3 separate regions of the Homo sapiens genome follow, and all the other regions are linked to region 2. Evidence: chromatin contacts called from ENCODE Hi-C or POLR2A ChIA-PET data. All regions are on one chromosome and are shown on one strand. Each heading gives the region's core, a stretch centred on a gene start or an enhancer-like site at or near the end of the contact. The rest is flanking DNA. Distances are from core to core; before and after follow the strand shown. Region 1 holds the start of LINC01182 (long intergenic non-protein coding RNA 1182). Region 2 overlaps LOC124900670 (a long non-coding RNA gene). Region 3 holds the start of LINC00504 (long intergenic non-protein coding RNA 504).

Evidence for each region. A loop is a pair of places that touch in the nucleus more often than their neighbours do. ChIA-PET counts read pairs that join two places held with the same protein, here RNA polymerase II (POLR2A). Pooled maps may share reads with other maps.
Region 1: a loop to region 2 is called in a map of PC-3, with 8 times the contacts of the local background. The contact joins the promoter of LINC01182 here to the enhancer-like site in region 2. A Hi-C loop is called at or near these places in 4 of 168 maps with a recorded cell type or tissue (GM12878, PC-3, PC-9 and 1 more), 18 of 37 single-sample maps with no recorded cell type and 15 of 50 pooled maps. POLR2A ChIA-PET finds 5 or more read pairs at or near these places in 3 of 52 experiments (MCF 10A, T-cell and activated CD4-positive, alpha-beta T cell).
Region 3: a map with no recorded cell type shows a loop between it and region 2 (2.7-fold over the local background). The contact joins the promoter of LINC00504 here to the enhancer-like site in region 2. A Hi-C loop is called at or near these places in 6 of 37 single-sample maps with no recorded cell type and 5 of 50 pooled maps.

The regions. Positions count from the first base shown.
Region 1 is chr4:13,652,235-13,656,624 of GRCh38, forward strand. LINC01182 (long intergenic non-protein coding RNA 1182) reads left to right here and starts at 2,945. Exons shown (of 4, transcript NR_121681.1): 1 at 2,945-3,117. RefSeq lists an enhancer at 2,470-2,519.
Region 2 is chr4:14,167,218-14,171,111 of GRCh38, forward strand. All of the region lies in intron 1 of LOC124900670 (a long non-coding RNA gene), which reads left to right. Among named protein-coding and RNA genes, the nearest start is that of LINC01085, 57 kb to the left of the region's middle. RefSeq lists an enhancer at 2,908-3,479. Within about 2 kb of position 2,459, at least 4 of the 41 ENCODE cell types and tissues checked have a DNase peak (open chromatin) inside an H3K27ac peak, as active enhancers do; they include PC-3, PC-9 and mammary epithelial cell, where a contact is called at or near this core.
Region 3 is chr4:14,885,119-14,889,613 of GRCh38, forward strand. LINC00504 (long intergenic non-protein coding RNA 504) reads right to left here and starts at 3,051. Exons shown (of 7, transcript NR_126435.1): 1 at 2,941-3,051.

The DNA of each region.
Region 1 (4,390 bases), core at 1,695-4,194, 510 kb before region 2:
TAGTGACCAACTCCTGGTAAAATTTATCATAAAATAAAGTACAATCTTTCTTCAATTGACTCTGGAAAATTCATTGGATATTAAAATGGTATAAGAATGTTTTGTTTTTAGATGTAAAATGGAGCAAGGTTCTACATTCACATAACTTTTTCAACTACACAGATATTTTCTGGGACATGTAGGGCATTTACTCACCTTGGTCCTCAACCATGAAATACCATTGAGTGCCCTCTCATCATAGCACCAACTATCCCCACACTTTTCCAAAATATCCTTGGGTGTGGTGCCACCCCTACAAAAACCCTGATTCTAACTCAGCTCTCTCATTTTACAGTTGAAGGAATCATCCCTTTGGGGAGGGAAGAATTACTCTCTGGAAAACATAGGGATTTAAACATAAAGACTGGACCAGGACCGCAGACTTCTGACTTCTTAGGCTAAATCCCAGTTGTATCCACCATAGCAATTGAAGCCAAGGATTAGAGTCAAGTAGGCTTGGGATCAAATCCTGGCTCTGACCTTGGGAAAACTGCTTCATCTTTTCGAGCCTCTGTTTCATCATTTGCATAAATGAGATTAAAAATAGCATTTACCTTAAAGAATTGTTATGAGGACTAAGAGAGGTTATGACTTTGAATTCTTGGCACATAGTGAACTCTTAATTAATGGTAGCAATTATCACACTGCTATTCCTCCCTTTAAAGCTCATTCATTTAAGTGCCAACAGAAATTGTCATATCCTAGAGAACTTCTATACTGGAACTTTTTCCTCTGTAGAGAAATACTTGTTTATCATTTGTTTCCAATACTTCAAATCATTCCTTTTCAGGTCAAGGCCTCCTTCTAATCTCTCCATTTTCCTCCAAGATGGCCTGGGCCAAATTTAAGGGAAAAATGTCTTGAGCAGAGTAGCTTGGAGCATTCTCATACCTTGACTCTTACTTAAAGAAAGGAAGAAGAAACTTTGGGGCTTTGATTTGGTTTGAAAAGGAGGAAGGGAGGTGATATTGAGCACTTATTTTGAGCACTTATTTTGTACCAAGTGCATAGCAGGTGGTCTATTTTGTTTCATTCTCTCAAGAATAGTCCCTGTGAGGTGGACTGTTTATTATCACCTCCATCTTGCAGATGAGAAAGTGGAGACTCTAAGCTGATAAAACCCTTTCTTGAGGTCATACAGAGCCAAGATTAAAATATTAACAAAAAATAAAATTCTAGAGCCCCTCCAAGCATCTGAATGGACCCCTTCTTGGCCAGGGCACTCCAAAGTTAACCTGAAAAACTGGTTCAGGCCATGACGGGAAGGGGTGTCAGACATGTCTCGTTATACCCTACTCTCTTTAGGAATTCAGGAAACGTGGCCAGCATTTAACATCAACACAGACCTTAAGTCTGATAAGAAACATTTACATTCTATTCTCTCTGAAGCCTGCTACCTGGAGGCTTCATCTGCGTGATAAAACCTTGGTTTCCACAACTTCTTATTGTAACCGAGACATTTCTTTCTAGAGATAGTAACTCTTTCAACCAATTGACAAATCAGACAAATTTTAAATCTACCTACAACTGGAAGCAGACCTCCCCACTTTCCCTTTTCTGGACTGAAACAATGTATGTCTTAAATGTATTTAATTGAAGTCTCACGTCTCCCTAAAATGTATACATCTAGGTGACGCCCCAATCACCTTGGGGTCATGTTCTCAGGATCTCCTGAAGGTTATGTCATGGGCCATTAGTGACTCATATTTGGCTCAGAATAAATCTCTTTAAATATTTTAGAGTCTGACTCTTTTTGTCAACAAAAATCACATCTCTGTCTGACATTGTCGTGATTTGGGTTCTTTCAAAAGCAGATCCTGAGACAAGGGTTTGAGTGCAAGTGGGACTTTGGAGGTGTATTTATCTTTTTAAAAAATTTTTTTTTGTGCCTCTCAGCTCTGAATGGACCCTTTATTAATTTATGCTCTGGGACTAACGAAGGCGTGCCTTTGAGCCCGTCTCCTTTAAGTGCGCGCGATGCTAGGCTTCCTCAGTAGAGGGCGCCGGAGGACACCGCAGCTGGAGGAGGGTTTCCGCCGGTTGTGCGGGGACCGCGGCTCAGTAGTGTGGGTGGACGAGGACAGCGGGTGGAACTGGTCCTTCTGTGACTTTGCAGCCCCGGCTTGGTGATAATTTTTGTGCAGGCTTCTTGACATGGAAAGCAGAGCTCCCCAGCACAGAGTGAGCCTCCGAAGGGCTCCTGCCCTTACCGGTGCCCTACCCTCCCTTTCCCTGCTTGCTACACTTGGGTCCGGGACTCAGCCTCCCTTTGCAAGCTTCTGCTCGGCCTGTGTGCAGCTGCACTTAGCTGGCAGGGTCAGGCGTTGAGTAGCCGCTCCGCTCCTTCTGCAGCCTCCTGCAGCCCCCGCCAGCTCCCGGGCTCCATCCCTCACCATCAGTTGCTGATTGGCGCCCCCTGCGTGCACAACGGAGGCTGGCTGCACCTGGAGGTTCCCAGCAATTCCAGGCCGGCTCCAGCCTAGCCAAAGCAGCTAACTTCTCTGCTGTCTCGTGGGCTGAACCTCACCGTTTCCCAAGAGGTCTGAATCCTTCTCAAGTTCGTCTTTTCCTAAGTTCTCCCTCGTAGCTCTAGGTTGCTTTGTAGAGTTTCCTTATATCTATACTCTTCATTGTAGTTAATGACTCTGTGTTACACTTGTCCTGTTGAACTTACTGTGTAGTTTCTGTCTCTTGACTGGATCAAGGCTCTCACAGGAGTCAATCCCAGAAAAATGATGAGACAGTAGGGAAGAGAGAAAAGCCAATAAACAGCATGTTAATGAGTAGGTCCCACCTGGGGCTCAGTCGCACTGGTGTCCCTCTGAGAGTATGGGCACCACACACTTTGGCATTGCCCCAGCAAGGCAAGGGGCAAGCAAGGGAGCTGGGTGTTTATCTCCCAGGCATTGCTTGAGGCTTGCTCTTGGGAATGGTAGCTCCCTGGAACTTCTGTCCAGCCTGCATATCTGGACTGTGCAGGGGATACTTCTATGGCCAGAAAAAGCCCTTGGGCAGAGAGAAGCAGGTTCTTGATGCTGAGATGTCTGCGTGCTTGGGAGTTGACCACTGCAGCTGCAGGTGACCTCTGGGGTGGGCCAAGGGGATGTAGGTGGGCAGTGATACATCTGCTACAGACATGTTGCAGGATGCAGGGCAGCAGAAGGAAACTGATCAGCTGGCTGCCAATGAATGGCCCAGACTGATTCAAGGGTAAATTTGCTGGAAGAAGTCCGTTGCAGAAGATCAGATGCTTTCCTGACTGGTGTAATTTAATTGTATGGTCAGTGTTTGCTATGGATAATTGGATTTTTCTTTGACCTTCACAATCTTGCTGGCTCTCTGTCCACACTGAAAGACACTTTTCTAACTCTCTCAAATGCAATAAGACTAACCTTGGCTTCCATCAGGAACTCATGGGCTTGCCATTTCCAGGAGGTGCCGATGGCTGTGGTATCCAACCAGCAAACGGCAGTGGTGTTTGTATTTTCCATTTTGCCCTTTACAAGAACATTTCAGCTGAAGCAAAAGGCTTTTTCCTTTACCCTGGGTTTTTTAATAGAAATCTTGGTGGCATTAAGCACTTTTAATTCTGAGCACTAGCCTGTAAAGTTCAAAGCTCTGTTCTGCTCTTGAACACAGCGGATACCAAGGCGAGAGATTCTAATCACAAGGAATACCAGAAAAAAAAAAATAAGCAGGAGACAAGTTTATTACGAAGGGTTGTGAACAGTATTTGTGATTAATGTGGAATGAAAAAGGTTATTTCTACATTAAAATCATTCACATTTGCAATAATTTAAACAATTTATCTGGTTTCCCCAAGTGGGGATGTGTTCTTTCCACATATAACATGCTCAGTGAAGGAAGAACAAGGAAGGTTACGCTGCCCTGAAACATATCTGGGAGAGCTTTTCGGCTCTGGGAGGATCACCAAGTTATGTTGTTAAGTGACAAAAACAATATCCGGAAGAGTGTCAAACAGCTAATTATTGTGTAAGAAGGAAAAAAAGAAGACTACATTAGTCACATTTACTTATATTTATATGAAAAGCTAATAAAAGTAGCTAGGTATACGTAAGGCAGTCAGAAACAAGACTTTTCAATTATAACTTTTATATCATTTTAATTTAAAAGTTACGCTAATATATTTCCTGTTCAAGAAACAAATAACAACATGCCCAGTGGAAAGCATCATCATTGTAATAATGTCCTAAGATCATTTTTTATGACCTTTGAAGGTAACTTAGGATAGGAAAATGCATTCCATAAAATTCAGCTGCCTGCACATAGTGAATCCTTTGCAAACCCTCGGAATAGGCTGAGGGTTTTTATATGACCATGGAATTTTTTT
Region 2 (3,894 bases), core at 1,209-3,708:
TATGAAGTTCTAGAATAGGTAAAACAATTATGATGACAGATTGTTATTATTTATTAAACAATTATGACGACAGATATTGGAGCAGTAATCGTCTCTAGGGCATGACCCTAGAGAATTGACCAGAATGAGGTACTAGAAGGGACCTCTATAGGATGACGAAAATATTCTGTTACTTGAGGGTTTGGATGCACAAATTTATTATGCATTTGTTAAAGCTCATCAAAATGCACATAAAATCTGCTTTTTATTATATGTAAATTGTGCCCCATTTAAAAAAATGGTAAAAGAAAAATGCTTCATACCCTTTCCCAAATTTAAATGGAATTTCCTTTTACAGTAGCCATCAAGAGTCTATAGATTCACCCCGATGTTAAGAGCTTATCAATTTTATCAATCTTATTGCCTTCTCTTCTCCACGGATTCTTTTTTTTGAAATTGTCTTTCACTGTTTTCCTAAGAAACAGGCAGAAATTGAAAAGTAACTGAACACAAATGGGATTTTCTAACCAGAGAAAATGCCTGTCCAAGCATTGGCCTTTAAGAGAAGAGAGAACAATTCTCCCTTCATCAGATATCTAATTTCAGAGACTGTTTTAATGATAATTGGCCTTTAATGATTTCCTTCACAACTAGCAACTAACATTTGAGACAGAATTTAGAGTTTGAAAAAAAAAAAAAAAAAATCTCAGGTTATTCCAGTCACTGTTTTACAGGGACTGGCATCTGAAAAAAGCATCTTGTTTTTCCAACAGCAACTAAGTTAAAGATAACATGGCTTTAAAATAGAGAGATAAACTGGTTTTACTACATACTTTGACCATTTTCTTCATGGTTAGTCAGCAGTTTAATCTAGCCTTTCGTTCATGTCTTCGAATTCATCACATTCACACAAAGTACATGATGACTAAGTAAATCTGAAAATAAAGTGCCCAAAGGCAGATTATTTGCCACATACTTTATGATATTTAAAATCCTGAGAAGGTAAGCAGTCTTGTCTCAGTTGATGTAAAAGTGGTCTTAAACACACATCAACTACGAAATCCTACTAATGCTAACTGATAATAACATTGATGTTCCAATTTCCTGACTTGTTGATTGCCAGTTTGGCTAGTTTTCTTTGACCTATAGTCGTAAGATGGTGATGACGTTGACGATGACGGTGGAAAAGCTTATGAAAATGTTGGCTATCAAGAAGATTGTGAGCAGTGAATTTATTTCCTACTGCAATTTTACACTAAAACTTTCACATGGTGACTTGTTTTCTCTCCATTCTTTTGCTCGTATTCTCTTACAACATCAAGATTATGTTCTGTGCCTAACAAGCCCATTCAATGTTGTCTTCCACAGCTTTCAGACAAGCTCCTTTCCAATTAGTGAAACTTTTCTTCTTCCCATCAAATGATAAATACATGATTATTCTGATTTTAATATGAACATTCCAGCTGGCATGAAAATAACTCTCTAATTGCAAAAGAACAATTTATTACCTTTATATGCATTTTTTTTTTTTAGCATCCATTGAGTATTTATGTGGCATAAGGCACTATGGTTGACAGACATAAAAGTACATACCCATTAACTAATTACTGATGCATTAATATATGTATTGATATACATAGAGATAGAGATGATAAAGCTATAGAAAAACTATGAAATCATGAGCAACTGAATTTGCTGAAATGGCTGTATTATTGGACATTGGTTTTCAAAAGTTCAAACGACTGCAGTGAAAGTTTTTATTTTAAGAGCAATCATTGAAAGAATCAACTGACCTTGCTGTTCTCTGTCTCAAGTCAGAAAATAAACAGAGAAAGTGTATCTTAGTGGTTTGCAAGTGATTCAGAGCAGGATGCTCAGCTATTAGAAAGTCATCGATTCGGCTGGAGGAAATGAGTTGGCTGAAGCACGAGATATAAGCCAATGCCCAGGATTGTGAGGTCAGGGCAGGATGCCAAGATGAACTACATTTCCTGGCAAGAATTCAAGCTCATTGCCAAAGGCCTTGCTGTTATTCTGAATCCAGGTTTTGTAACCTTTTCAAAAACTCTTACCTTGATATTCAATATTTTTCATTCAACCTTTCTATTTTTCAAGATGCACGATATTAGTATGACATTTATATAAATTTAAATGCAACCTAAAAATCCACATTTTAAGTTAAAATCCATTCACTGCTTTAAGGCTATTTTTTTTAGGGTGACAATCAACATTGTCCATTAACTTTATTTTCAGACATATCTCTCACCCTGGAAAATAAGCAAGCTTGCCAGGAATGTTACTCAGAAAAAAAAAATTAATGGTTCAAAAATATTAAAGCCGTTAGCCACTGCTGACCAGACTGCTTCAAATAATGTGTATTGGGAAGGGTCATGACTGGATGGGAAACCAGCAGACATCAGTTCTATTCTGGGCTTGACTTCCACGTGACCTTCTCAATTCACTCAATTTTTCTGTGGTTCAGTTTGCTCAGGTTTCAAAAAAATGGAATGATAATACCAGGATGTTGTGGGGAGTCATCAGATTAGCAAGAAGCTTTGGACTCTTGAGACACACCTAATGTAGAAATAGATGATATCCAAGACTTGCCTCAGAACAATACATCTTGTATTCTATGTACTGTATTCTCCTTTTTTCTTCTCTCATTGTTTTAAAGCCCCATGAATTATTCCTTTCAGACACTGCATTGTTGTTTTGAATTGTTGCTCGGTAACAAATGATGAGATAAATGTTTCAGGGGCGTCCATGTGAAGAGACCACCAAACAGGCTTTGTGTGAGCAATAAAGCTGTTTATTTCACCTGGGTGCAGGTGGGCTGAATCCGAAAAGACAGTCAGCGAAGGGAGATAGGGGTGGGGCCGTTTTATAAGATTTGGGCAGGTAAAGGAAAATTACAGTCAAAAGGGGTTTGTTCTCTGGTGGGCAGGAGTAGGGGGTCACAAGGTGCTCAGTGGGGGAGCTTTTTGAGTCAGGATGAGCCAGGAAAAAGACTTTGACAAGGTAATGTCATCACTTAAGGCAAGGACCGGCCATTTACACTTCTTTTGTGGTGGAATGTCATCAGTTAAGGCGGGGCAGGGCAATTTCACTTCTTTTGTGATTCTTCAGTTACTTCAGGCCATCTGGGCATATACGTGCAAGTCACAGGGGATGCGATGGCTTGGCTTGGGCTCAGAGGCCTGACATTCCTGCCTTCTTATATTAATAAGAAAAATAAAACAAAATAGTGTTGAAGTGTGGGGGGTGGCGAAAATTTTGGGGGGATGGTATGGAGAGAGAGAATGGGCGATGTTTCTCAGGGCTGCTTTGAGCGGGGTTAGGGGTGGCGTGGGAACCTAGAGTGGGAGAGATTAAGCTGAAGGAAGATTTTGTGGTGAGGGGTGATATTGTGGGATTGTTAGAAGAAACATTTGCCGTGTAGAATTATTGGTGATGGCCTGGATACGGTTTTGTATGAATTGAAAAACTAAAAAATGGAATAAGAGAAGGAGAAAAACAGGTATAAAAGGTCTAAGAATTGGAGGACCCAGGACATCTGATTAGAGAGTGCCTAAGGAGATTCAGCGTAGTCCTGCCAGCAAAGATTATTTACTTCAAGAGTTTAGAGTGGCAGTTTGGGGATAGCACCAGGAGATATCAGCTGTGATGGCTTGGAGAAACAGTGTAAACCGGCAGTGTAAACAAGAGCAGGGCATGTATGAGTAGTTGAGAACGGTGAATAGGAGTATGACTGGACAGAAGATAGTAGGGATGACAAATTTTTTGGGGCACAGTCTAAGTTGGTCTGGTGTCTGGAATGAGACTGGGGCCTAATAAAAAGGAGCATCTATACAGGAGCTCAAATGGGCTGTACCTTGTAGCATTCCGAGGACAGGCCTGAATTCTGAGAAGGGAAAG
Region 3 (4,495 bases), core at 1,801-4,300, 720 kb after region 2:
AATAAAAGAAAGCACTGAGCATTGCCACAGCACAAAAAAAGGGACACATATCTTTAGGAGGTCATAAGGGCACGGATTGTACCTCCTATATCTTTAGTGTGTCCAGAGGTTATGATGCATGCATATATGCAATGTACATTGACTGAAAATATTAAATAGCAACTAAATCTGCCTGGATGAGTGACAGGAGGCTTCAAGAAGACTTAGCATTTGACATCAGTCATAAAGGAAAACTAAAACTATGCAGATCAGGCCAGGCATGGTGGCTCACACCTGTAATCCCAGCACTTTGGGAGGCCGAGATGGGTGGATCACCTGAGGTCGGGAGTTCGAGACCAGTCTGACCAACATGGAGAAACCCCGTTTCTACTAAAAATACAAAATTAGCCAGGCATGGTGTTGCATGCCTGTAATCCCAGCTACTCAGTACGGCTGAGGCAGGAGAATTGCTTGAACCTGGGAAGCGGAGGTTGCGGTGAGCCGAGATCACACCATTGCACTCCAGCCTGCGCAAGAGGAGAGAAATTCGGTCTTAAAAATAATAATAATAATAATAATACAAAATTAGCCCAGCATGGTGGGGCATGCCTGTAATCCCAACTACAAGGGAGGCTGAAGCAGGAGAATCTCTTGAACTCCGGGAGACAGAGGTTGCAGTAAGCCGAGATCGCGCCATTGCACTCCAGCCTGGGCAGCAAGAGCAAAACTCCGGCTCAAAAACAAACAAACAAAAAAAGTATTTAGATCAAAGGGAGAAAGAGGCAGGCAAGTGGCATTTCAGACAGAAGAAAAGGCAGGTACAAAGGCATGAAGCCACAGAAAAGGAGGAAAAGTTCTTTGCAGAAAAAAGAGATTAGGTGAAGTAAACATGGAGATACACTTCCTAGATCCTCCTTCTGAGAGGGAAAAATTTTGTTTTCCCAGATGCTGGAAACATTCGCAGAGAAACATCTCCAGCGGTCAGCTCCTCAGGGGTGGCCTGGGCTGCAGAGAGCCATCTTACCCAAGGTCACACCATCCCAGAAGCAGCCCCCTCCCCACCACTGCTCAGACATTTGGGTCCACTGAGGGAAAATCTTAGCAGCAATTTTTCTCCAGAGCTCCCACTGGGGTAGGCAGAGGCCACCATTGGTACTGCATTACCATAGTTTATCTCTTCCCTCCATCCTTCCCCTCACAGGTGTTGATCTCACCTGAACACTAAACTCTGCACTTGAGTCTGCTTCTCAGAGAACCAGACTGCAAGCCTGGGTTATGCCATGAGTGGGTTTATGCAGAGGAATCAACTAGAAAGGTAGTTAAGAGAAGGATGGTGAGGGTTCTGCAATGCTGGGCCAATAGGTATGAGCTTACGCAGTTGGCAGTGAGAGACTGGGGGCCTTGTAATCGGAGGGTGCTGAGTTTAGGGTCTTTTATTGGAAAGACTTCTCTGGCTTCTGTGCAATGACTACATTAGAAGGAGGCAGAGAGGCGTGCTAAAAGGCCATTGGGTTAGTACAGGGAGGAGAAATGTGAGTTCCAAGATGGAGAAATAACCGATCATGGAGAGGAGGGGTGGTGTTGAGCAATTTAGGAGGAAAAATCAAAAGCCCCTCATGACACATTGACTATAGGGACAGAGTAAGGATGAATGGATAATGACACAGAAAGAGTGTGCTAATTCATTCCTAGGTGTGGCAGGGAGATTACTCCTAATTTAAAATTGCAACTTGCAAGAGGAGTTCTTTCTCCCAAGGCCTTTTCCAAGGCACTCCAGGTAGCAGAGAATTCAAATGGTAGCTAGAATTCTCCTTTAGCTTGAAATACATAATAAACCAGCAATGTCTTCTACAAAAAGCATCATTAACAAAGTTTGTGTTTGTTCATCAGTTAAGATCTTGGGGCTTTTTGCCTGATATCATTAATCGTCACGCTTGCTAAAGAACATTCTTCTATCAAACAGACGGGGATTCAAATAAAAGGAGCAAACATATGAATATGCAAGAAGGAAGGCCAAATTATTAATGCAGAATGAAGAAGAATCTGGCAGGAATATCCTTCATTCGACAAGTATTTATTGAGCGTCCTCTACATGCTAACCATTATGCCAGGGGCTGGGAATACAATGACGAGCAAAATGCTGCAGATTTCATGCCAGGAAGCAAGCACACATCTGAAGGAATTTTACATAAATACATAATGTGTTGCTGGTTCCAGCATGCCCCTCTTCATCGGTTTAGTTCAAATGTACTCCTATAACTCTTACTTTTGCACTGAAATTTCCTTCTGTTTTTTTTTCTCATTCATTGTGGCATAATAGAAAGAGTAGACAGGCATACCAATTGCCTTACTAATCATATGACCTTGAGTAAATTACACATCCTTCCAATGGGGCCAATTATACCAATCTCCGAGGGTATGCTTGAAAATACATTAAGATACTGTGTACCACAGCCAGTTAGCTATACAACATATCATATAAGCCTTTATGTGAATTCAACTATACCAAATTGGGATGGGAATGAGGGTAAGTGAGAAATAATAATTTAAATATATGACAAGGGCTGACTATATAATTTGTAGGGACCAGAGGAAAGTAAAATTGAGAGACTCCCTATTCAAAAATTAAGAATTTCAAGACAGTGATAGCAGAGCATTGGGCCAAGCACAGGGTTCTTCTGAGTGTGAGGCCCTTTACAATGGCACAGAATGCACAACCATGAGGTCGGCCCTGGACTTTCTTACTCCCCTGCATATCTAACATGGTGAATAAGTTCTATGATCAATATGATCTTAATTCTAAAATATATGTCTTGTTTACTTGGTTTTTGTTCACTTTGGCCGCTAACCAGAAGCGACCTTATTTTCATGGGCATAAAACCATATATGCAATCATTTGGCTTAAGGGATTTTCAAGGGTAGTTGTATTAGTCCATTTTCATGCTGCTGATAAACACATACCTGAAACTGGGAACGAAAAGAGGTTTAAGTGGACTTGCAGTTCGACGTGGCTGTGTAGGCCTCAGAGTCATGGTGGGAGGCGAAAGGCACTTCTAACATGGCAGAGGCAAGAGACAAATGAGGAAGAAGCAAAAGCAGAAACCCTTGATAAACCCATCAGACCTTGTGAGACTTACTCACTATCACGAGAACAGCACAGGAAAGACCAGCACAGGAAAGACCGGCCCCCATGATTCAATTACCTCCCCATGGGTTCCTCCCACAATATGTGGGAATTCTGAGAGATACAATTCAAGTTGAGATTTGGATGAGACACAGCCAAACCATATCAGTCGTTTTTACTCTATTTTCCCATTACACACTGGTTTCCTAAAGCCTGCAGGAGGTGAAAGCTCACCATAGCTGTCATTTCTGCTGAGCCTTTGACAGTAGGAGTCAACCTTGTGCCCAAGTCTGGATCACATGCTTTGCAGTGAGAACTTCATTCAAGCCACACAGCAAGCCTGCAGGATAAATAATACCATCCTCATTCTCTAGAGGAGGGAGAAACAGAGCCTCAGAGCAGGGAAGCAATTTGCTTAAAGTTACCCAGAAAATAAGTGGCAGATTTGGGATTCAAATACGGGTCTTTGGAGCACACTGTCCACATTCATTCACTGATATCTTAATAAATGGTTGTTCCTTCCAACTCTCTTCTGCAAATCTTGCCCTAACCTTTTGAAATGAAGAATTGTTTGGCAAATTAGGAACCTGATTTTCTGCATCCTGGTAGCAGAGAATGGCTTGCCAATTCAGTTCAGGCACGTAATGCTGGAGGCAGAGCAACAGAAGAGCCTGAAAGTCTGACCTGTGCTTCTAGAGCTCTGATTGCCACATGATGAAAACTCAGGGCTGACATCACCAGTCTCCAGCCTCCCAAACATGAGCCCATGTGGAGAGAATGTTATAAAGAGGAAAAAAATAAAGGTCATGTTAGAGTGAATGATAGGTATAATTAATGTTACTGACAATGAAAAGCTTAGGTGCTGAGAGAAAAATGAGTCAGCAGTGAGCTTGATGTTGAAACTACATGCTGCCTTGTTGCTCAAATACTTACCTATTAGGAAAAAAGAGCAATTTCCTGATCAATGCACACAAAATTCTGGGTTGAGAACACTAAGTGAAAAGTGGGAAAAAAGCCACTTGTGTGTTTTATTTCCAGCATGTGCACAGCCACATTTATGCATAATTTTGGGTTTGTCATTCCCCTTTATGAGTTTTTGTGATCTCAGTGTTTTAGCATGAAGGCCTTTCATAATCTGATCGTATCTTCCCTTTCTATGATCGTCCTCCCTAGTCTCTTCTCTAAATATCCAAATATTACTTCGTCATTCCAGAAGCAGCTCTACCTAGACATGAAGCCTTCCCTGGTCTCCAAATCAGAAATGCAGGCCATGAATGGGCATGAGCTGTTTGTTGAATGATGAGAAATTCAGTTTATTCCCTGATTTTAACTGGGAATGGCCTCATTCACCTCTCCACCTGGCAGGCATCTCCTCTCCATATTGACTCAATC